Regions from separate parts of the Homo sapiens genome. Here region 1 is linked to region 2. A link is a loop called in an ENCODE intact Hi-C map of the cell type or tissue named here. Cell type or tissue: endothelial cell of umbilical vein. All regions are shown on one strand. Links, peaks and the distances in the headings refer to the core of each region. The heading gives the core; the rest is flanking DNA. Region 1 has its middle 16 kb from the start of WIPI2. Region 2 has its middle 13 kb from the start of RBAKDN.

Evidence for each region. Peaks named below come from ENCODE experiments on the same cell type or tissue, not always from the same donor. Only the 100,000 strongest peaks of a DNase experiment are listed, where the experiment ranks them.
Region 1: it touches region 2 in a loop (4-fold over the local background); 6 of 110 quality-filtered maps call a loop at or near these places.

The regions. Positions count from the first base shown.
Region 1 is chr7:5,167,892-5,179,911 of GRCh38, forward strand. No RefSeq gene overlaps it. Among named protein-coding and RNA genes, the nearest start is that of WIPI2, 16 kb to the right of the region's middle. In endothelial cell of umbilical vein, for the core only: no CTCF peak of the experiment used is centred there; a DNase peak (open chromatin) is centred at 6,770.
Region 2 is chr7:5,078,802-5,090,821 of GRCh38, forward strand. No RefSeq gene overlaps it. Among named protein-coding and RNA genes, the nearest start is that of RBAKDN, 13 kb to the left of the region's middle. In endothelial cell of umbilical vein, for the core only: a CTCF peak has its summit at 6,822 (motif pointing left); a DNase peak (open chromatin) is centred at 6,810.

The DNA of each region.
Region 1 (12,020 bases), core at 2,381-10,380, 90 kb after region 2:
GAGACTGTGTCTCAAAAACAAAACAAAACAAAACAAAACAAAACTACAAAAATTAGCTGGGTGTGGTGGGATGCACCTGTAACCCCAGCTACTCAGGAGGCTGAGGCAGGAGAATCGCTTGAACCCAGGAAGCGGAGGTTGCAGTGAGCCGAGATTGCACCATTGCACTCCAGCCTGGGTGACAGAGCAAAACTCTGTCTCCAAAAAAAAAAAAAAAGTAGCTTAAACCAATAGCCAAGGGAGTTAGAGTCACCAGATACTTGGTTCTCTATAGAAATTAAAGATAACATCTTGGGCCTGGTATGGTGGCACACACCTATATTTCCTTCACTTTAGGAGGCCAAGGCGGGCGGACTGCTTGAGCTCAGGAGTTTGAGACCAGCCTGGGCAACATAGCAAGACCCCTGCCTGCACTAAAAATACAAAACATTTGCCGGGCGTGGTGACACATGCATGTGGTCTCAGCTACTCAGGAGGCTGAAGTGGGAGAATCACCCGAGTCCAGGAAGTGGAGGCTGCAGTGGGCAATGATTGTGCCACTGCACTCCAGCAGCTGGGAGAAGGGAGTGAGACCCTGTCTCAAAAAAAAAAAAAAATCAGTGAGAGGAAGCAAGGACTGACCTTCACAGGGTCCAGATGCCTGGCACAGTGAGGCCAACCACCCACACCAAGGTTTGCAGCGAGAAAAAAGAGGGCATTTATTTGCAGGGCGCCAAGCAAGGAGAATCTGGCAGCTTTACATCCAGAACTCCCTGCTGGCTTGCAGGTAGGCGTCTTTAAAGGTAAGGAGGCGGAGGTTACGGCAAAGTCATAAATCAGTATGGAGGCTATACGTTGGTTTGGCCCTAAAAGGTGGGATATCTTAAAGTGGGGGCTTACAGGTCATAGGTGGATTCAAAGATTTTTTTTTTTTATTTCTAATTGGTTAAGGAAGAGAAAACTTTGTTTAAAAATGCGGAGTTGGCCAGGCGCAATGGCTCATGCCTGTAATCCCAGCACTTTGGGAGGCTGAGGGGGGCGGATCACCTGAGGTCAGGAGTTCAGGACCAGCCTGGCAACATGATAAAACCCCATCTCTACTAAAAGTACAAGAATTAGGTAGGATGCGGTGGCGGGCACCTGTAATCTCAGCTACTTGGGAGGCTGAGGCAGGAGAAAGGTAGAACCTGGGAGGCAGAGGTTGCAGTGGGCCAAGATGATGCCACTGCACTCCAGCCTGGGCAACAGAGCAAGACTCTGTCTCAGAAAAAAAATAATAATATAATATAAAAATAAAATAAAAGTACAAAAATTGGCCAGGTGCGGTGGCTTACGCCTGTAATCCCAACACTTTGGGAGGCCAAGGCGGATGAATCACCCAAGGTCAGGGGTTGGAGACAAGCCTGGCCAACATGGCAAAACCCCATCTCTACTAAAAATACAATAATTAGCTGGGCGTGGTGGTGGGTGCTTGTAAGCCCAGCTACTAAAAAGGCTGAGGCAGGAGAATTGCTTGAACCCGGAAGGCAGAGGTTGCAGTGAGCCGAGATCATGCCACTGAACTCCAACCTGGGCAACAGAGCGAGACTCCATTTCAATAAATAAATAGGCGGGGTGGGGTGGCTCACACCTGTAATCCCAGCACTTTGGGAGGCCGAGGTGGGTGGATCACGAGGTCAGGAGTTCGAGACCAGCCCGGCCAAGATGGCGAAACCCCGTCTCTACTAAAAATACAAAAATTAGCCAGGCATGGTGGCATGCACCTGTAATCCCAGCTACTTGGGAGGCAGAGGTTGCAGGGAGCAGAGATCGCACTACTGCACTCCAGCCTAGGCGACACAGCAAGACTCCATCTTGAAAAAATAATAATAACGATAAATAAATAAATTCTAAGAGGTAGCACTTAGCCATCAGAGGTGAGAGAAATACACTGATCATACGGGTGGCAACGCTGGAATGAGAACCATGGCGTCCTAACCCCAAGCAATCAGTGGCAATGGGAAATAGACCTAGCGGTGTTCCTAATGGATTGACAGCTACCCAGTGATGTCGTGGCTTGATCTACACAACAAAAACAACAATAAAAGAGGTCAAGAGCAGGCCAGGTATGGTGGCTCAAGCCTGTAATCCCAGTACTTTGGGAGGCCAAGGTGGGTGGATCACCCGAGATCAGGAGTTCGAGACCAGCCTGGCCAACATGGTGAAACTCCATCTCTACTAAAAATACAAAAATTAGCCAGGCATGCTGGTGCGTGCCTGTAGTCCCCACAGCAACTTGGGAAGCTGAGGCAGGAGAATCGCTTGAATGCTTGAACCTGGGAGGCAGAGGTTGCAGATCACGCCACTGCACTCCAGCCTGGGGGACAGAGAGAGACTCTGTCTCAAAAAACACCACAACAAAAAACAAAACAAAAACACCAGCACCCACAAAGGCTCAGCGGCATGCAGCAGTGTGGTGCGATTGGAGTCCCTCTGGTTCCTAGAATTGGAGTAAGGGGTCTGGCCTCTGTCCTCCAGGTGCCGGGGAGGGAAGGAAGTAGGGGAACCACACACTCAGTGTCACAGGAGGGTGTGGCATGGGTGCTGGGAAAAGGTGGTGCTGCCATCTAGGGCAGGAGCTGGTTCCACGTTGACTTGGGGGGATCAGAGAATGCAGATTCCAGGAGACAGAGTCCAGAGTTTTCAAAGGAAATGGGCAGGTGGTGGCCACTGAGGGCAGTGCCTAGGTTCCTGGCTGCTGAGCTTCTTTTATTTTTCTTTGTATCTTTTTTTTTTTTTTGAGAGAGTCGTCTTTCTCTGTCACCCAGGCTGGAGTGCAGTAGCGCAATCTCGGCAGACTGCAACCTCTGCCTACTGGGTTCAAGCGATTCTCATGCCTCAGGTTTGCCAGAAGCTGCGTTTACAGACGTGCACCACCATGCCCACCTAATTTTTGTATTTTTAGTCGAAACAGAGTTTCACTATGTTGGCCAGGCTGGTCTCAAACTCCTGACCTCAAGTGATCCACCCGCCTTGGCCTCCCAGTGTTGGGATTACAGGCGTGAGCCACTGCACTCGTCCTGGCTGAGCTTAAAAATAACACCATATTTCATTAGATCTAGGGCACCATCACCTGTAAGATGCATGTTTCTCTTAGGTACTACTAAGAAAGAGAAATCAGGCCAGGCAAGGTAGCTCATATTTGTAATCCCAGCACTTTGGCAGGCTGAAGGGGTCGGATCCCCTGAGCCCAGGAGTTTGAGACCAGCCAGGGCAACAGAGCAAGACCCATATCTACAAAAAAAAATTTTTTTTTTTAAATTTTCTTTGAGATGAAGTCTTGCTCTGTTGCCCAGGCTGGAGAGCAGTGGTGTGATCTCTGCTCACTGCAACCTCTGCCTCCCCAGTTTAAGCAATTCTTCTGGCTCAGCCTCCCAAGTAGCTGGGGGTTACAGGCGCATGCCACCACGCCTGGCTGATTTTTTTTTCTTTTGTTTTTTCCTTTGTATTTTTAGTAGAGACGGGGTTTCACCATGTTGGCCAGGCTGGTCTCGAACTCCTGACCTCAGGTCATCCACCAACCTTGGCCTCCCAAAGTGCTGGGATTACAGGCATGATCCACCGAGCCCAGCCTCTACAAAAAAATTTTAAAAATCAACTGGGCATGTTGGCACACGCCTGTAATCCCAGCTACTGGGGAGGCTGAGTCAGGGGGATCACTTGAGCCCAGGAGGTTGAGGCTACAGAGAGCTATGATCATGCCACTGTACTCCAGCCTCAGCAACAGAGCCAGACCCTGTCTCTGAAACAGAAACAAACAAAAAAAGACAGAAAGATAAATCACTGACAGTTAATTTTGCCAACATTTTTATCTTGTACTTTTTCAAGCATTCAGAGAAGTTTAACAGAATTGTATCATGAACACATGTACGGCCACCTCCCAGATGCTACTACTGGCATCTTACCCTATTTGTCCTGTCATGTATCTATCCCTTGATACATTCATCCATCCTTTTTTCTTTTTTTTTCTTTCTTTAATTTTGAGACAGAGTCTCACTCTGTGTCCAGGCTGAAGTACAGTGGTGCTGCCTTGCAACCACCCCCGGCTAATATTTTGTATTTCGACTAGGGATGGGGTTTCACCACATTGCCTGGGATGGTCTCAAACTCCTGACCTCAAGCCATTCCCACCCACCCCCTTTGCTTCCCAAAGTGCTCTCAAAGCATGAATCACTACACCTGGCCAGAATATATATATATAGTTGTTGCTGTTGTTTTTGTTTTTGCCTTTTTTGAGATGGAGTCTCACTCTGTCGCCCAGGCTGGAGTGCAGTGGCGTGATCTCGGCGCACTGCAACCTTTGCCTCCTGGGTTCAAGCGATTCTCCTCCCTCAGCCTCCTGAGTAGCTGGGATTATAGGCATGTGCCACCACATCTGGGTGATTTTGTATTTTTAGTAGAAACGGGGTTTCACCATGTTGGCCAGGCTGGTCTCAAACCCCTGACCTCAGGTAATCCACCGCCACGGCCTCCCAAAGTGCTGGGATTACAGGCATGCGCCACCGCGCCCGGCTGATTCTATATATATTTAAAGGGCTTTGGCTCACACATGTGTCTGCATTTGTTAACCATCAGTGAACGTTCACTCAAAAGTTATGCATTGCACCGTGTAAATTTCCCCTGCCAAAAACGAAGCGGTAAACACATATTCAACTCTAGTTAATAGTATGCATGCTGAAGTGCTTATCGTGATGTTTGCCAGCTACTTTGAAATGCATTTTTAAAAATGATGGGGCAGGTGTGGTGACTCACGCCTGCAGTCCTAGCACTTCAGGAGGCTGAGTCAGGCAGATCACTTGAGTCCAGGAGATCGAGACCAGCCTGGGCAACATGGCAAGACCCTGCCTCTAGAACAACTACAAAAATTAGCCAGGTGTGGTGGCGTGCCTGTGGTCCCAGCTAGCCGGGAGGCTGAGGCAGAAGGATCACCTGAGCCCAGGAGGTCGAGGCTGCAGTGAGCTACGATCATGCCACTGCACCACTGCACTCCAGCCTGGGTGACAGAGCAAGACCCTGTCTCAAAAAAAAAAAAAAGAATCGCAGAAAGTTCCATCATGCCTGTTCCACTCAATCTTCACTGCCTGTTCTGACTAGCTTTGCCTATTCTAGAACTTCTTAGAAATGGAATCATTCTAGATTCCTTAGAACGTGTTTGAGATCCATGCAAGTTGTGGGCATCAGTAGTTCACTTATTTTTATTGTCAGGTGGTTTTCTAGGGCATAGGTGCCCCATAGTTTGTTGAATCCTTCTGCTGTTGATCAACACCTGAGCTGTTTCCAGTGTTTGGTTATTATTGACAAAAAAAAATCATTGATTTCTTTTTTGTTGTTTTTGGTTTTTGTTTTGTTTTGTTTTTTTGAGACCGAGTCTCACTCTGTCGCCAGGCTGGAGTGCAGTGGCATGATCTCGGCTCACTGCAACCTCCGCCTCCCAGGTTCCGTGATTTTCCTGCCTCAGCCTCCCGAGTAGCTGGGATTACAGGCATGCGCCACCACGCCCAGCTAATTTTTGTATTTTTAGTAGAGACGGGGTTTTACCATGTTGGCCAGGATGTTCTCGAACTCCTGACCTCAAGTGATCAACCCACCTCGGCCTCCCAAAGTGCTGGCATTACAGGCATGAGCCACTATGCCTAGCCTTTTTTTTTTTCTTTTTTTTAAGATGGTGTCTTGCTCTGTCACCCAGGCTGGAGTGCAGTGGCGCAATCACAGCTCACTGCAGCGTCAACTTCCTGGGGCCAGACGACCCTCCCAGACGACCCTCCCACCTCAGCCTCTCGAGTAGCTTGGACCACAGCTGTGCACACAGCGCTGTGAGATTACAGTGAGCTATGATGGCGCCACTGCACTTCAGCCTGGGCAACAGAGGAAGACTCCCCCTCTAAAAAAGAAAATGCACTCAGTGTTGAAAAGACGCTTTATCAAAGAAGATATACGGATGGCAAATAAGCACAGGAAAGCATGCACAACATTACTGACCACGAGGAATTGCAAATTAAACCACAACAGGCCAAGTGAGGTGGCTCATGCCTGTCATCCTAGCACTTTGGGAGTCCCAGGTGGGTGGATCACTTGAGGCCAGGAGTTCGGGACCAGCCTGGCCAACATGATGAAACCCTGTCTCTACTAAAAATACAGAAATTAGCCAGGTGTGGTGGCAGGTGCCTGTAATCCCAGCATCTCAGGAGGCTGAGGCAAGAGCATTGCTTGAGCCTGGGAGTCGGAGGTTGCAGTGAGCTGAGATTGTGCCCTGCACACCAGCTTTGGTGACAGCGAGACTCCATCTCAAAAAAAAAAAAAAATGTATAGAACTATACACCTAACACAGGTGAATTTTGCCGTATGTAAATTATACTTCAATCAACCAAAAAAAAGCACCTGAAAATATACGTAACTACACCAACAAAAAAGAGAGAGGCCACATCTCCACATCTTTGTACTGTGTGTGTGTGTGTGTGTGTGTGTGTATGTCTGTCGTGCATAGCAGAGGGGGGAAGAAGTGTGTTCGGAGGCACACCTGCTGCCATAACGATGGCCGGCAGCTTTAACTACCATGCATTTTTAATCACAGAAGGGTTCAGTGCTCGAATTTCCAGGAGCTGACCACCAGGTCTGAAATTCAGCCTGGCCCTTCTCTGACATGTGCAGCCTCTTGTCCAATCCTGCCCTGTCCGCCCCACTCCTCTAGTCCTGATCACGGGACTTGAGGTGTTTCCCGGAACAATAGTCCCATTCCCGCCTCCCAGGAGGGGAGCCCATGCCAAGTCAGCCAGCCTAGGAGGGTCCCCTTGGGTCCAACATGCTGGGAGTTGGTGGCCTCTTGTGGCCAGAAATAGAATTATCACATATTAAAAATGATCACTGGCCGGGCGCGGTGGCTCACGCCTGTAATCCCAACACTTTGGGAGGCCAAAGCAGGCGAATCACGAGGTCAGGAGATTGAGACCATCCTGGCCAACATGGTGAAACCCTGTCACTACTAAAAATACAAAAATTAGCTGAGCATGGTGGCGCACGCCTGTAATCCCAGCTACTCCGGAGGCTGAGGAAGGAGAATCGCTCGAACCGGGGAGTCGGAGGTTGCAGCGAGCCGAGATCGCACCACTGCACTCCAGCCTGGCGACAGAGCAGGACTCCATCTCAAAAAAATAAAAATAAAAATTAGCTGGGCATGGTGGGACGCTCCTGTAGTCTCAGCTACTTGGGAGGCTGCGGTGGGAGGATGACTTGAGCCCGGGAGGTCAAGGCTGCAATGAGTCATAATTATGCCACTGCACTCCAGCCCGGGTGACAGAGCGAGACCCTGTCTCAGAAAAACTGAAAGAATTTTTTTTTTTTTGAGACGGAGTCTCGTTCTGTCGCCCAGGCTGGAGTGCAGTGGCGCGATCTCCGCTCACTGCAAGCTCCGCCTCCCAGGTTCACGCCATTCTCCTACCTCAGCCTCCCGAGTAGCTGGGACTACAGGTGCCCACCACCACGCCTAAATAATTGTTTGTATTTTTAGTAGAGATGGGGTTTCACCGTGTTAGCCAGGGTGGTCTCGATCTCCTGACCTCATGATCCGCCCGCCTCGGCCTCCCAAAGTGCTGGGATTACAGGCGTAAGCCACGGCGCCGGGCCCAAGAATTTTTAAAAGATCATAGTAGGCCGGGTGTGGTGGCTCATGCCTGTATCCCATCATTTTGGGAGGCCCAGGTGGGAGAATCGCTTGAGCCCAGGAGTAGTTCTGGACAACAGAACAAGACCCTGTCTCTATTAAAAATATTAAAAGATCACATTAAGGGTTGATTCTGCTTATGGCTGGGGTGGGAACGGCATTTCCATACAGGGTTAGAGGCCTGTACATTAGTGCAACCTTTTCAGCAGCACAAGTCAAAATCTAAAATACACACACCCGGCCGGGCGCGGTGGCTCACGCCTGTCATCCCAGCATTTTGGGAGGCCGAGGCATGTGGATCACGAGGTCAGGAGATTGAGAGCATCCTGGCTAACACAGTGAAACCCCGTCTCTACTTAAAAAATACAAAAAATTGGCCGGGCATGGTGGCGGGCACCTGTAGTCCCAGCTACTCGGGAGGCTGAGGCAGGAGAATGGCGTGAACCCGGGAGGTGGAGATTGCAGTGAGCCGAGACAGCGCCACTGCACTCCAGCCTGGGCAACAGAGCAAGACTCTGTCTCAAAAAAAAAAAAAAAAAAAGAGAAAAAAATACACACACCCTCTGACCTATGGGAATCACAGAAGTCTTGCCCAAACAGATTTTCCTCTAGTTCTAAGTAAAAGAGACAAGAATATTCACATCTTTGTGTTAAGTGAAACCACAGGAACACAATTGGCTATATCCAGAATGCGGGACATTCTGTAGGACAGGGGCTTCAGTCTCGCCAACAAATCCCTGACATAAAAACGGGCAGTGAAGCCGGGCGCAGTGGCTCATGCCCGTAATCCCAGCACTTTGGGAGGCTGAGGCGGGCCGATTGCCTGAGGTCAAGAGTTTGAGACCAGTCTGGCCAACATGGTGAAACCCTGTCTCTACTAAAAATACAAAAAAATTAACTGGGCGTGGTGGCATGCACCTGTAATCCCAGCTACTCGGGAGGCTGAGGCAGGGGAATTGCTTAAACCAGGAAGGTGGAGGTTTCAGTGAGCCAAGATCATGCCATTGCACTCCAGCCTGGGTGACAGAGAGAGACTCCATCTCGAAAAAAAAAAAAGTGCACTGAAGAGACCATTGATTATAAAGAAACTTAAGACCAGGCACATTGGCTCACATCTATAATCTCAGCACTTTGGGAAGCTAAGGCAGGCGGATCACCTGAGGTCAGGAGTTCAAGACCACCCTGGCCAACGTGGTGAAACCTCATCTCTACTAAAACTACAAAAATTAGCTGGGAGTGGCAGCATGCACCTGTAGTCCCAGCTACTCCGGAGGCTGAGGCAGGAGAATCGTTTGAACATGGGAGGTAGAGGTTGCAGTGAGCTAAGATCGCACCACTGCGCTCCAGCCTGGGCAACAGAGCGAGACTCTGTCTCCAAAAAAAAGAAAAAGAGAGAGAGAGAACGAGAGAAAGAGAGAGCCAAGAATATCTCCACGGGATCATAGACAAACTGGGGGGAGGTGGTCAGGAATTCTGTGGACCTGTGCTTGGCAGCACCCACTCGAAGCAATCAGATTAACACCTGGAGTAGACCCAAAACATTCCCCACACGCACCCAGACCCATTGTCACAGGTACCAGGGGCTTAGCATAAGCTGTGGCCAGCACGGAACAAACGATAAGCCGCTCTGGCACAGCGGTGACTCCTAGGAAGCCAGGCTTAAAGATGACGTCAGAGCCATCCCCGGCCATCTGGAAGGCTGCCTGCCCAAAGCTGCGCCTTCTCGGGAGAAATCACAGGAAGAATGCCAAGCTACCAGTTCCTGACTGACCAGGGCAAAAGGGGAAATTCTCTGAATGGTGATAGCAGCCTCCAAGCCACACACACGTCCAGTGGGAAAGGGCAAAAATCTAACTGGCCAAGGGGCTTAAACACAACTTTTTTTTGAGAGAGAGACAAGGTGTCACTCTGTCACTCAGGCTGCTGGAATGGAGTGGCATGATCATGGCTCACTGCAGCCTTGAACTCCTGGGCCCAAGCAATCCTCCCACCTCAGTCTCCTGAGTAGCTGGGACTACAGGCATGCACCACCATGACTGGCTAATTTGTTTTATTTTTTGTAGAGATGGGGTCTCGCTGTGTTGCCCAGGCCCGTCTTGAATTCCTGGGCTCAAGTGCTCCTCCTGCCTCGGCCTCCCAAAGTGCTGGGATTACAGACATGAGCCACCGTGCCTGGCCAAGCACAATCTTTAACCATTAAGTGGCTTATGCTGACCCAGGGGCGACCCCTAGGTAGCCAAGTTAAAAGGTAAAAACAGGAAGAAAAAATCTGAGCAGGGACATCTGAGTCTGCATAGTGTGAGATGAGGATCGTAGTGGTGAAACTTGTTCAGCCCAGTCACAAAGTAATACATCACCTAGCAAACAACAGTAACCACAACCCCTGACTGGAGTTGGGGGAATCAAGTGTCAGAGTTGCTAAAATACATTATCTAAAACGTCCAGTTTTTGGCCGGGCGTGGCAGCTCACGCCTGTAATCCCAGCACGTTGGGAGGCCAAGGCGGGCAGATCACGAGGTCAGGAGATTGAGACCATCCTGGCTAACACGGTGAAACCCCGTCTCTACTAAAAATACAAAAAATCAGCCAGGTGTGGTGGCAGGCACCTGTGGTCCCAGCTCTCGGGAGGCTGAGGCAGGAGAATGGCATGAACCCAGGAGGCAGAGCTTGCAGTGAGCCAAGATCACGCCACTGCAATCCAGCCTGGGCGACAGAGCAAGACTCTGTCTCAAATAATGATAATAATAATAATAATTTTTAAAAAAATCCAGCTTTCAAGAAATAATTATGAGACATGCAAAGAAATAGGATTGGCTGGGCACAGTGGCTCATGCCTGTAATCCTAGCACTTTGGGAGGCCGAGGTGGGTGGATCACTTGAGGTCAGGAGTTCAACAACAGCCTGGGCAACATGACGAAACCCCATCTCTACTAAAAACACAAAAAAATTAACTGGGAATGGTGGCGTGAGCCTATAGTCCCAGCTACTCAGGAAGCTGAGGCATGAGAATGGCTTGAACCCCGGAGGCGGAGGTTGCAGTGAGCTGAGATTGCATCACTGCACTCCAGCCTGGGGACAGAGAGAGACTCCATCTCAAATAAATAAACAAATAAACTGCAAGACTTGTATATTTAAAACCACAAAACATTGTTGAAAGAAATCACAGACCTAAATAAATGGGAATACGTCCCATATTCATGGATCAGAAGACTTAATGTTGTGGGTTTTGTTTTTGTTTTTAGAGATGAAGTTCTTACTATGTTGCCCAGGATGGACTTGAGTATCTGAACTCAAATCATCCTTCTATTTCAGCCTCCAAAGTACCTGGCACTACAGGCATGTGCCACCATGCCCAGGACTTAATATTAAGATACCAATTGTCTCAAAAATTACTTACAGGGTCAACACAATTCCTATCAAAATTCTGACTGTAGTTTTGCAAAAACTGACAAGCTGGTCCTAAAATTCCTATGAAAATTAAGAAACCTGGAATAGCTAAAACAATCTGGAAGACAGACGTACCAAGTTAGAGGTCTCACACTTCCCAGTTTTAAAACTTACTGCAAAGCTACGGTAATCAAGACAGTGTGGTACTGGCATAAGGATAGACATTAGATCAATAGAATAGAACCAAGAGTCCAGAAGTAAGCCCTTATGTTTTTGACAAGTGTTTCAATTTGAGGGGGAAAGAATTGCCTTTGCAAACAAATGGTGCTGGGAAAACTGGATCGTGACCATTTTTTCTGATAGCAACTCAACTGTTAATTTTATTGAATGTCCCTTGTATGTGATGAGTTACACTTTTCTTGCTACTTTCACGATTCTCTTTGACTTTCAACACTTTGACTATCATGTGCCTAGCTGTTAATCGTTTTTTAGTTTATCGTACTTGGAGTTCATCAAACTTTTTGAATATTTAGATTAATATTTTTTAAATCGAATTCAGGAAGTTTTCACCCTCTATTTCTTCTAATATTCTTTCTCCCCCTCTTCTCAATCCTATCCTTCTGGGATTTGCATTATGCATATACAGATATTCCTCAACTTACAATAGAATTATGTCTTGATAAACCCATTTTAAGTTGAAAATATCATAAGTCAAAATGCATTCAATACACCTAGCCTGGCAAACATCATAGTTTATGGCCGGGTGCAGTGGATCACGCCTGTAATCCCAGCACTTGGAAAGGCTAAGACAGGAGGATCACTTGAGCCCAGGACTTTGAGATCAGCCTGGGCAACATAGGAAGACTCTGTCTCTACAAAAGAAAAAAAAATTAAATTAAACAATATGGCACTTCTGGAAATCAGATTCCTCTCTCCCCACTCCCTGGGGTTTGCTGTT
Region 2 (12,020 bases), core at 1,852-9,851:
TTTCCTTTCTTCCTTTCAACAGGGTCTCACTCTGTCACCCAGGCTGGAGTGCAGTGGCATAATCTCAGCTTACTGCAACCTCCGTCTCCCAGGTTCAAGTGACTCTCCTGACTTAGCCTCCCGAGTAGCTGGGATTACAGGTGTGAGCCACCACGCCCAGCTAATTTTTCTATTTTTAGTAGAGACAGAGTCTCACCATGTTGGCCAGGCTGGTCTTGAACTCCTGACTTCAAGTGATTTGCCTGCCTTGGCCTTCCAAAGTGCTGGGATTACAGGTGTGAGCCACAGTGCCCAGACTAAAACCACTCTTGCTTAAAGCTTTGTGGCTAAAGTGATGACACCTTCTCCGCCTGCTGTGTCCTGGGCATAGCCGGGGGCATAGCTGGGCATTTCTACACTGCCACAGGCTCATTTTCTGGTAGGTCTTCACTTGAGCCAAGCCAGAGGAGCGGGCCTGGGGTGACATTGGCCTTCAGCAGGCTCAGTGGCCGAGCAAGGGAGATGTGGGAGGATCTAGAAAAGGGGTTAGGCTGGGCGTGGTGGCTCACGCCTGTAATCCCAGCACTTTGGGAGGCCAAGGCAGGTGGATCATTTGAGGTCAAGAGTTCGAGACCAGCCTGGCCAACATGGTGAAACCCGTCTGTACCAAAAATACAAAAATTAGCTGGGCATAGTGATGGGTGCCTGTAATCCCAGCTACTAGGAGGCTGAGACAGAAGAATTGCTTGAACTTGGGAGGCAGAGGTTGCAGTGAGCCGAGATCACACCACTGCACTCCAGCCTGGGTGATAGAGCGAGACTCAGTGTCAAAATAGAAAAGAAAAGGGTAAGTATGGTAGTCACACCTGTAATCCCAGAACTTTGGGAGGCTGAGGTGGGATGATTGCTTAAGTCCAGGCATTTTGAGACCAGCCTGGGCAACATAGCAAGACCCCATCTTTATAAAAAATAATACTAAGCTGGGTGTGGTGGCCGGGGCCTGTAGTCCCAGCTACTCAGGAGACTGAGGTGGGAGGATAGCTCAAGCCCAGGAGTTGGAGGCTGCAGTGAGCTATGATTATGCCATTGTACTCCAGCCTGGGCAACGAAGCAAGACCCCATCTCTACATAAAAATTTAAGAATTAGCTAGGCATGGTGACCTGTGCCTATAATCCCAGCTACTCAGGAGGCTGAGGCAGGAGGATTGCTTGAGCCCAGGAGTTTGAGACTAGAGTGAGCTATGATCATGCTACTGCACTCCAGCCTGGGTAACAGAGCAAGACTCTATCTCTTTAAAAAAAAAAAAAATGTGGGCCGGGCGCGGTGGCTCACGCCTGTAATCCCAGCACTTTGGGAGGCCAAGGCAGGTGGATCACGAGGTCGAGACGATCCTGGCTGACACATTGAAACCCTGTCTCTACTAAAAATACAAAAAATTAGCCGGGCATGGTGGCGGGCTCCTGTAGTCCCAGCTACTCGGGAGGCTAAGGCCGGAGAATGGTGTGAACCAGGGAGGCGGAGCTTGCAGTGAGACGAGATAGCGCCACTGCACTGCAGCCTGGGTGACAGAGCAAGACTCCGTCTCAAAAAAAAGAAAAAAAATGTGGAGGGCTGAGGTGGAGGGCTCAGAGAGGACAGAACTGTGCAGATGGCAGGGCTGGGAGTGATGGGTAGGCAGGGCTGGGATAATCAGCTGAGCTCAGGTGGGGTGGGTATGGCTGGTGGTGGAGCAGCCCGCACTGGGCCTGGGTGAATGTGCATAGTGTAGACATCAGCAGCAAGGGGGGGACCCTGAATGGTGCAAGGAGAGGCTGCAGGAGATGTGACAGCTGCCCTGTCCCTTGGCTTCAAGCAACAGTGTGGCTTAGGTGGCACTTTGGTTGCCTCTGTGACCCCAGGCTGATAAAACCACCCAATCACATGGCAGCTACTTCTACCAGAAGGTGAATGCCCATCAGGCACTGGGACCCTCCTCTGCATCCCCGGCGTTTGCCTAAACCCCAGACGAGCAGGGCCAGCTGCTGTTCCAGCATCTGTGCTAGAGCTTGGCTCACACTGTTCCACTGCCTGGAATGCCAGCCTCTGTCCTCTCCTCCGGCCCATTAGAAAGGGGGAAACTGAGACATCATGGCAGAGCCTATAAGATGTTATCAACATTCTATGTCAATTTATTTTTTATTTTTTAATTTGCTTTTTTTTTTTTTTTTTTTGAGATAGAGTCTAGCTCTGTCGCCCAGGCTGGAGTGCAGTGGCATGATCTCAGCTCACTGAAACCTCTACCTCCCGGGTTCAACCGATCCTCCCACCTCAGCCTCCCGAGTAGCTGGGACTACAGGCATGTGCCACCATGCCTGGCTAATTTTTGTATTTTTAGTAGAGAGGGGATTTCACCTTGTTGGCCAGGCTGGTCTCGAACTCCTGACCTCAAGTGGTCTACCCACCTCAGCCTCCCAAAGTGCTGGGATTTCAGGCGTGAGTCACCATGCCTGGCCATGCCAATGAATTTAAATATTTGGATAAAACCAACAACTTTCTAGAAAATTACTGAAACTGACATAAGAAATCGAATCTGTAACTTAAAATCCCCCCACCACGGCCCAGCGCGGTGGCACATGACTGTAATTCCAGCAGTTTGGGAGGGCAAGGTGGGAAGAACTCGTGAGGCCAGGAGTTCAAGACCACCCTGAGCAACATAGCAAGACCCCCCGCCTCTGTCGCTACAAAAAATTTCCAAATTAGCCGGGCATGTTGGTGTATGCCTGTAGCCCCAGTTGCTTGGGAAGTGAGGAGGAAGAATTGTTTGAACACAGGAGGTCGGGGCTGCAGAGAGCTGTGATTGCATCTCTGCACTCTAGCCTGGGTGACAGAGTGAGACTCTCTTTTTTTTTTTTTTTTTTTAAGACTTTAGAAAATGGCCTTTTGAGGACCTGGCTCTTGCCTTGAATGAATGAGGGGACCTCTTCACCCTTCAGACCCCCAGAATGGCAGGTTCCCTCTCCCCATGGGTATTTCTGCTGGGACTCTCTCTGGGTTCACCTGAAAGGTACAGAGCTCTTCAGCTCCCTTCCACTCTTCAGAAAAGACATCCCTCGCCACAGCCTGAGTCCACTGGAGCACACAGTTGATGACTTTTAGGCTGTTGATATTTCTCTGGTAACGTGTTTTTTTATTATTATTATTATTATTATTATTATTATTATTATTATTTTGAGATGGAGTCTCGCTGTGTTTCCTAGGCTGGAGTGCAGTGGCACAATCATAGCTCACTGCAGCCTCCACCTCCTGGGCTGAAGTGATCCTTCTGCCTCAACCTCCCACGTAGCTAGGACTACAGGCACATGCCACCATGCTGGCTAGTTTATTTTTTGTACAGACAAGGTCTTACTCTATTGCTCAGGCTGGTCTCAAACTCCTGGGCTCAAGCGATCCTCCCACCTTGGCCTCCCAAAGTGCTGGGATTATAGGAATGAGCCACCATGCTGGGCCTCTTTGCTTAAAAAAAAAAAGTCACTATTTGCTGTACCCCAGTTTCCATTTACCATGTGTCTGGGGTGCATCCTGCCCAGTCATCTGAGAAGGAAGTGCCAGGGATTCAATTATTTCCAAAAACTGGGTTTCCAGGTTTTGCCATTGAGAAATAAATTGGGATTTGGGTCAGGTGCAGTGGCTCATGCCTGTAATCCCAGAACTTTGGGAGGCCGAGGCAGGTAGATCACTTGAGGCCAGGAGTTCAAGACCAGCCTGGCCAACATGGCAAAACCCCGTCTCTACTTAAAATACGTTTTTAAAAAAGAAGAAAAAGAAAAAAGAAAATTAGCCGGGCATGGTGGTGGGTGCCTGTAATCCCATCTACTCGAGACACTGAGGCAGGAGAATGGCTTGAGGTGGAGGTTGCAGTGAGCCGAGATTGCACAACTGCACTCCAGCCAGCCTGGGCGAAAGAAACCGGGATTTAGAAATGCCTCAGGTATTGGGCTCCTGTCTCCTCTTGCGGGGGTGGGGGAGAGTGGTATTTTCACGCCTTCCAGGAAGCAGGGGGGTGTCTCCAGTCCCATAACCTTCTTCTCACCTGGATTTGCCATGCTGGTGAGTGCTGCAAAAGTGCTGAGTGAGCCAAGCACACCTTGTCCCCTCCCTAGCTGGTCTCTCTGGGACAGCCTGGTCCACAGTTCCTTCTGCTTTTCCAAACAGAAGACCTTTGTGGTTTTCTAACTTCACCTGTGACTGGCAGGTGCAAAGTGCTGGGAAACCCACGCGGTCAGTCTCCCCCGGCCTCCGCCCCGGTCCCTCTACTTCCTCCAATTCAGTGTCGTTCATAATAAAACGGATTTTGATTGCTATGCATCTGACACTGGTGTTTATGGCTTGGGGGATTACAAAGTTAGGAAAGGAAGAGGGGCTGGTATCAACCCCCAAACTAGCATGCTTACGTGGATTGCAAGGAGTCTGGCATGGTGATGTGTGCCTGCAATCTCGCAATGCGTCCGTTATGTGCGCTTGCCTTCGTCCAGCGTGGTTATCTGCACTCGCAATGCGTCTGGCATGGGTACCTGCGCTTGCGATGGGTCCGGCGTGATTATGTGCGCTTGGCTGCATCTGGCGTGGTTATTTGCGCTTGCAATGCGTCCGGCAGGGTTATGAGCGCTTGCAATGGCTCCGCACGATTATCTGTGCTCGCAATGAATACGGCAAGGTTATGTGTGCTTGCCTGCATCCGGCATGGTTATCTGCGCTTGCAATGTGTCCGGCACGGTTATGTGTGATTACAGTGCCTCTGGCATGGTTATCAGCGCTTGCAATGCATCTGTTATGTGCGCTTGCAATGTGTCTGGCATGGTTATGTGTGCTTGCAATGCTTCCGTTATGCGTGCTTGTACTTGCTGGGGATATGGACCAGCTGCATCGCCTTTGTTTCTCTCCATCCCACTGCCTCATGATAACCACCATGCCAAAGCAGCAACTGTCCCCCACAATCTGAAGGACGTGACATCGAAGCTTCCCTTGAAACCTACTGAGGAGCTTGTAAGAAACTGATTTGGCACAAACAATCCCCACTGCAACTCACTCAATCCACAATGAGGACTTTTTTTTTGAGACAGAGTCTCGCTCTGTCGCCCAGACTGGGCTTGAACTCCTGGGCTGAAGTGATCCTCCTGCCTCAGCCTCCTGAGTAGTGGGGAGTACAGGCACGCACTCCACACCAAGCTAATTTCTTAATTTTATTTTGTAGAGACGGGGTCTTGCTATATTGCTCAGGCTGGTCTAGATCTCCCAGGCTCAAGTGATCCTCCTGCCTTGGCTGGGATTACAGGCATGAGTCACTGCATCCAGCCCCCATCCCCCTTTTTTGGCTTAACCCCACCAAGATAAAGGGAACATGAATACAGTTAAAGGTAGAAAAGAGACGTCCACACAGTGTTAGGAGAAACATTACTAATGGCAACCCCTGGTAGAGCAAAGCTGAAGCCCAGGCTGGGTGCAGTGGCTCACGCCTATAATCCCAGCACTTTGGGAGGTTGAGGCAGGTGGATCACGAGGTCAGGAGTTCAAGACCAGCCTGGCCAAGATGGTGAAACCCCATCTCTACTAAAAATACACAAATTAGCTGGGTGTGGTGGCAGGGGCCTGTAATCCTAGCTACTTAGGAGGCTGAGGCAGGAGAATCGCTTAAACTCAGGAGGTGTAGGTTGCAGTGCGCAGAGATCGCACAACTGCACTCCAGCCTGGGCAACAGAGCAAACCTGTCTCAAAAAAAAACCCTGAAGCCTAAGTTCTTCAGAGGCAAACACTCCTCGGGAGGGGAGTCAAAGAGGAAAAGGCTCTGGGATTGGCGGAAGCATATGCGCCAGAGGGTGGAGATGTGCAGTGGGCTGCGAACAGGAGGCCTGTTCAAAGTCAGAGTGAAGGCTGGGCACAGTGGCTCATGCCTGTAACCCCAGCACTTTGGGAAGCCAAAGCAGGAGACTCTCTTGAGGCCAGGAGTTCGAGACCAGCCTGGGCAACATAGTGAGACCCGCATCTCTACAAAAAATAAAAATAGAAAAATTAGCCAGATGTGGTGGTGCACACCTGTAGTTCCAGCTACTTGGGAGGCGGGGGTGGGAGGATTGCTTGAGCCCAGGAGCTGGAAGCTGCAGTGAGCTGTGATTGCACTACTGCACTCCAGCCTGGGAAACAGAGCCAGACCCTATGTCCCTTTTTTTTTTTTTTTTTTTTTTTTTTTGAGACAGAGTCTTGCTCTGTTACCAGGCTGGAATGCAATGGCATGACCTCAGCTCACTGCAACCTCCGCCTCCCGGGTTCAAGCAATTCTCCTGCCTCAGCATCCTGAGTAGCTGGGACTACAGGCGCCCGCCACCATGCCCGGCTAATTTTTGTATTTTTAGTAGAGATGGAGTTTCACCATGTTGGCCAAGATGGTCTCCATCTCCTGACTTCGTGATCTGACTGCCTGGGGCTCCCAAAGTGCTAGGATGACAGGGGTGAGCTAACCCGACGTCTTTAAAAAAAAAAAAAAAAGTGTAAATGAAGAGTGGTAAGACATGAGACCCCCTCTACACTGGGCTGGGTGGTCGCTCGCCCCAGTCTGCAGAGGGAAAGAAAAGGTCTGAACTTGGAGGTGTGAAAATGGAACCTCTCTAGAAAGCTGCACCCTGGCCAGCGACACCACAGCTGTGTCTCCTGGAGCTGGGAGCATCCCCACTCACACCTCAGGGAGGGAGTGGAGTATTCCCAGGTGCAGATATGGCCCGGTGCAGATACGAACCCAACCAAGTTAAAGCCCTCTTGAGGGTCCTGCCGCTGTCCCCATGACAAGTGCGAGGCAGCCCTGCCCCCTGGTGGCAGCACTCAGAACTGCATCAGCAGGTGGGCTGCCCTAGGACCGGGGGACATCGCAGGCAACATAAATGCCCTTGTGGGTTACAATCTAATAAGGAAGATGTTCAATCATCTTATTAAAATAATCGGCCGGGCGCGGTGGCTCACGCCTGTAATCCCAGCACTTTGGGCGGCCCAGGCGGGCAGATCACGAGGTCAGGAGATCGAGACCATCCTGGCTAACACGGTGAAACCCTGTCTCTACTAAAAATACAAAAATTAGCCGGGCGTGTGGCGGGCACCTGTAGTCCCAGCTACTCCGGAGGTTGAGGCAGGAGAATCGCTTGAACCCGGGAGGCAGAGCTTGCAGTGAGCCGAGATTGCGCCACTGCACTGCAGCCTGGGCGACAGAGTGAGACTCCGTCTCAAAAAAAGAAAAAAAAATTTAGCCTGGCGTGCTGGCCTATAATCCCAGCAACTTGGGAGGCAGAGGAAGGAGAATTGCTTGAACCCGGGAGGCGGAGGTTGCAGTGAGCCGAGATTGCACCACTGCACTCCAGCCTGGGCAACAGAGGCAGACTCTGTCTCAAAAAGAAAAAAAAAATTACTGCTGTGAAGGGAACAAGGGGCTGAAGTAATTACAGGGGGGCCAGGGACAAGGTGGCATTTATGAGAGGTTGGGGATGAGATTTTGAAGATGGTCTCTGGGTTCCAGGCCGAGCTCACTCTGGTGCTCCTCTGGGCGGTGGAGCGGGGCTCTTCGCTGGGCTGCTTATTCCAGGCTCTGAGCTCTGGGCGGTGGGCTCAGGCTCTCCCAGGGATGTCGGTGTCTGTGCGGTTGCCACTGCCCAGTGGCCTGGGTTCTGCTTCTCCTCTGGACTCAGGTTCTCTCTGGGGCTGACAAGATCCAGGTGGGCAGAGAATGAGGTGAAGGCTTGAAGACCAAATCATGGGAGATGCCGGGAATGGGTGGTGCTGTCCACTCTGACCGCAATTTCCCATCAATATCCAGACCTGTGCCTGCAACATCAAGACCTGTGCCTGTTCCTAAAGAGTGCGGGTACCTGAAGCCCCCCACAAGGGCTCCCCCTCTACAAGACCTGCCCCCAGGATCTTAGGGCCTGGGAAAAGCAGGAGCTAAGATGAGGGTTTTGGGGGAGAGGAGGGGACCCCTTCATTGACTCCATGGACCAGCCTCAAAACAGAGATGGAGGCAGAGATGTTCAGAGATAGTACCAGTGTCAAGGAAACTCCTGTGTCGCCCCTAGGTCAGGCTGCCCTGGAGAGAAGTCCAGAGCCCCTGGAGGGGATAGACTGAGCTAGAGAGATAAGGGGGTGGCTGGTGCTCCCCTACTTCATCAGATAGGACTGTGAAGCCTGGGAGCAGGCTGGGAGTCCGAGGATATGGGAGAACATTCACAGCTGAGAAGTAAAGGAGAGGGTGGGCGCGGCAGCTCATGCCTGTAATCCCAGCACTTTGGGAGGCCGAGGTGGGCAGATGACTTGAGCTCAGAGGTTCAAGGCCAGCCTGGGCAACATGGCGAAACCCCGTCTCTACCAAAAATTACAAAAACTAGCTGGGCATGGTGGTACGTGCCTGTAGTCCTAGCTATTTGGGAGGCTGAGGTGGGAGGATCGCTTGAGCCCAGGAAGCAGAGGTTGCAGTGAGCTGAGATCACACTACTGCATTCCAGCCTGGGTGACCGAGCGAGACCCTGTCTTAAAAAGAAGAAGTAAAAGACTGATTCATCCCCTCCTGGACACATAGCCCCTCTAGAGCTGTCTTTGACAGTCTCGGCTGCCATAACAAAGTCCCATAGACTGGCTGCCTTATCAACAATAGATATCTATTTCTCACAACTCTGGAGACTGAAGATCTGAGATCAGGGTACATGGTCAGCTTCTGGTGAGGGTCCTCTTCTGGGTTCCAGATCACAGACTTCTAGTTGTGTCTTCATGTGGTGGAAAAAGAGGGAGCTCTCTGGGGTCCCATTGATTGATCGATTGATTGATGGAGATGGAGTTTCACTCTTGTCACCCAGGCTGGAGTGCAGTGGCATGATCTCGGCTCACTGCAGCCTCCACCTCCCCGGTTCAAGCCATTCTCCTGCCTCAGCCTCCCAAGTAGCTGGGATTACAGGCATCTGCCACCATGCCCAGCTAATTTTTTGTATTTTTAGTAGAGACGGGGTTTCACCATGTTGGGCAGGCTGGTCTTGAACTTCTGACCTCATGATCCTCCAGCCTCAGCCTCCTTAAGTGCAGGCATTACAGGTGTGAGCCACCGCACCCGGCCATCCCTTTTATTAATATAAGGGCACTATGCCATTCGTGAGGGTAACACCCAATCACCTCCCAAAGGCCCATGTCTCATAATACCATTACCTTAGAGGGTAGGTTTCAACATATAAATGTTGGGGGGAACATGTTCAGTCTACTGCAAGAGCAATGGGGTAAGTTTCAGTATTGGGGTGTGCATGAAATGGGGGACAATATTGCAGGCAAAGACACTGGCTGAGAGCAACCCCTCCAGCTCGTACCCCAAATACCCCATTAAGATCTCATTTATTTGTCCACAGAATGGGAACAGAAATAGCACTTTGGCCAGGCGCGGTGGCTCACGCCTGTAATCCCAGCACTTTGGGAGGCCTAGGTGAGTGGATCACGAGGTCAGGAGTTTGAGACAGGCCTGGCCAATATGGTAAAACCCCGTCTCTACTAATACTACAAAAATTAGCCGGGCATGGTGGCTTATGCCTGTAATCCCAGCTACTCAGGAGGCTGAGGCAGGAGAATCACTTGAACCCAGGAAGCGGAGGTTGCAGTGAGCCGAGATTGCGCCATTGCACTACAGCCTGGGCAACAAGAGTGAAACTCTGTCTCCGAAAAAAAAAAAAAAAAAAAAAAAAAAGGAAGGAAGAAATAGCACCGCCCATGGGAATGGGATTCCCGCCCTCTTGGGCTGCTGTGTTTGGCTCCAGAGTGTAGAGCCTGGGCTTGTGAAGACAGGGGGAGCCTTCCAGGCCTCTAATTTCCTGAAGCCATTTGTGGGGACTCCTGAACACACCTGGAGGAAGTCCCGCCTCTCTCCAGAAGAACAGGGCAAAACACTGCCCTCTGACGACAAATTGTAGTTGCTTTTCCCAGGAGCACTGAGCTTTAATTTTTTTTTTTTTTTTTTTTTTTTTCCTGAGACAGAGTCTTGCTTCGTCACCAGGTTGGAGTGCAGTGGCGCAAACTCGGCTCACTGCAACCTCCGCCTCCCGGGTTCAAGCGATTCTTCTGCCTCAGCCTCCTGAGTAGCTGAGATTATAGGCACCCACCACCACGCCCAGCTAATTTTTGTATTTTTAGTGGAGACAAGGTTTCACCATGGTGGCTGGGATGGTTTCGAGCTCCTGAACTTGTGATCCACCTGCCTTGGCCTCCCAAAGTGCTGAGATTACAGGCGTGAGCTACCACGCCGGCCTGAATCTTAATTTTTGTTCCGCAAACGCCCTCCTTCTGCCCTCAGGCCTGGGAGGAAAATGCTCCTTCTCTAACTCCGTGGAGTCTCTGCCCCAAGGGGATCCATCAAACAGGAAATTCAGGATTCCAATTTGTAGGGACAAGTACCAAATTTCCTTCCAGAAAGCTTGACAAATTACCTTCCACCAACTGCATGCAAGAAAACCTCTCACCTCTACCAGGCTGGTTAGAAACTTACAAATTTTTTGCCAATATTTTTGCAAAAACACAGTATTGCATTTACAGTTTTTTCATTTGCTGAATCAAAGGTAAGCTGGGAGGCAGGATCACTTCCAGAACAGCAGAATAAACACCTCTGATAATCGGCCAGGCGCAGTGGCTCACGCCTGTAATCCCAGCACTTTGGGAGGCTGAGGCAGGCAGATCATGAGGTCAGGAGTTTGAGACCAGTCTGGCCAATGCGGTGAAACCCCATCTCTACTAAAAATACAAAAATTAGCCAGGCTTGGTGGTGCACGCCTGTAGTCCCAGCTCCTTGGGAGGCTGAGGCAGGAGAATTGCTTGAACCTGGGAGGCGGAGGCTGAAGTGAGCTAAGATCGCACCACTGCACTGCAGCCTGGGCAACAGAGGGAGACTCCATCTCCAAACAAAAAAAAACTCCAAAATAACTGAAAATCTCCTCCTCCATAAAAGTCACACAAATCCTGGCAAAAATGGTCAAAACCAACTTCTCCATAACTTTAGAAATTAACCAAAGGCTTATAACAATTCGGGGAATTTAAGAAAAATACCTGAATATCTCTAAGATTGTCAATCGAGAAAAATGATGAGACAAGCGTCAATTATTTTAGGAGGTTTATTCACCAAAGTTAACGATGCACACCTGGGAGACAGGTCTATGTCTTTCTCCAAAAGTAATTTTGAGACCCCACCATTAAAGGGGAAAGGGCGAGATATTGAGAAGTACACAATTTTCATGTAAGAAGGAGGTAGGAAAAATAGTCATTCATGCCTGTTGTCTGGTTCAGTGAATCTGTTTCTCCCCGCCCCCAAAGAGGGTCTCATTCTGTTGCCCAGGCTGGAGTGCAGTGGCACAATCTCAGCTCACTGCAACGTCCGCCTCCCGGGTTCAAGCGATTCTCCTGCCTCAGCCTCACAAATAGCTGTCATTACAGGTGCCCACCACCACGCCTGGCTAATATATGTATTTTTAGTAGAGACGGGGTTTAACCATGTTGCCTGGGGTTGGTCTCGAACTCCTGACCTCAGGTGATCCACCCGCCTCAGCCTCCCAAAGTGCTGGGATTACAGGCATGAGCCACCGTGCCTGGCCTGTACTTTTTTTTTTTTTTTTTTTTTACATAAGATAACATAGACAAAATGGGGCAGGGGAGCAATCAGATATGCATTTGTGTCTGGTGGGCAGGGGGTTGACTGCACCTGTAAAAGGTAAGCTATCAGTTTACATTGCCCTGGTGAAATTTTCACAGAAACACCTTAAAGATCTTGCAGCTCACTAGGAATTTCCTTGTGAGCAAAATGTGAGGGAGGCTTGTAGCTTTTCATCTTGTAGCCATCTTATTTAGAAACCCAAAAATGGGGAGGCAGGTTTGCACAACCCAGTTCCCAGCTTGACTTTTCCCTTTGGCTTAACGAGTTTGAGGTCCCAAGATTTTTTTTTTTTTTTTTTTCGAGATGGAGTCTCGCTCTGTCCCCCAGGCTGGAGTGCAGTGGCACGATCTTGGCTCATTG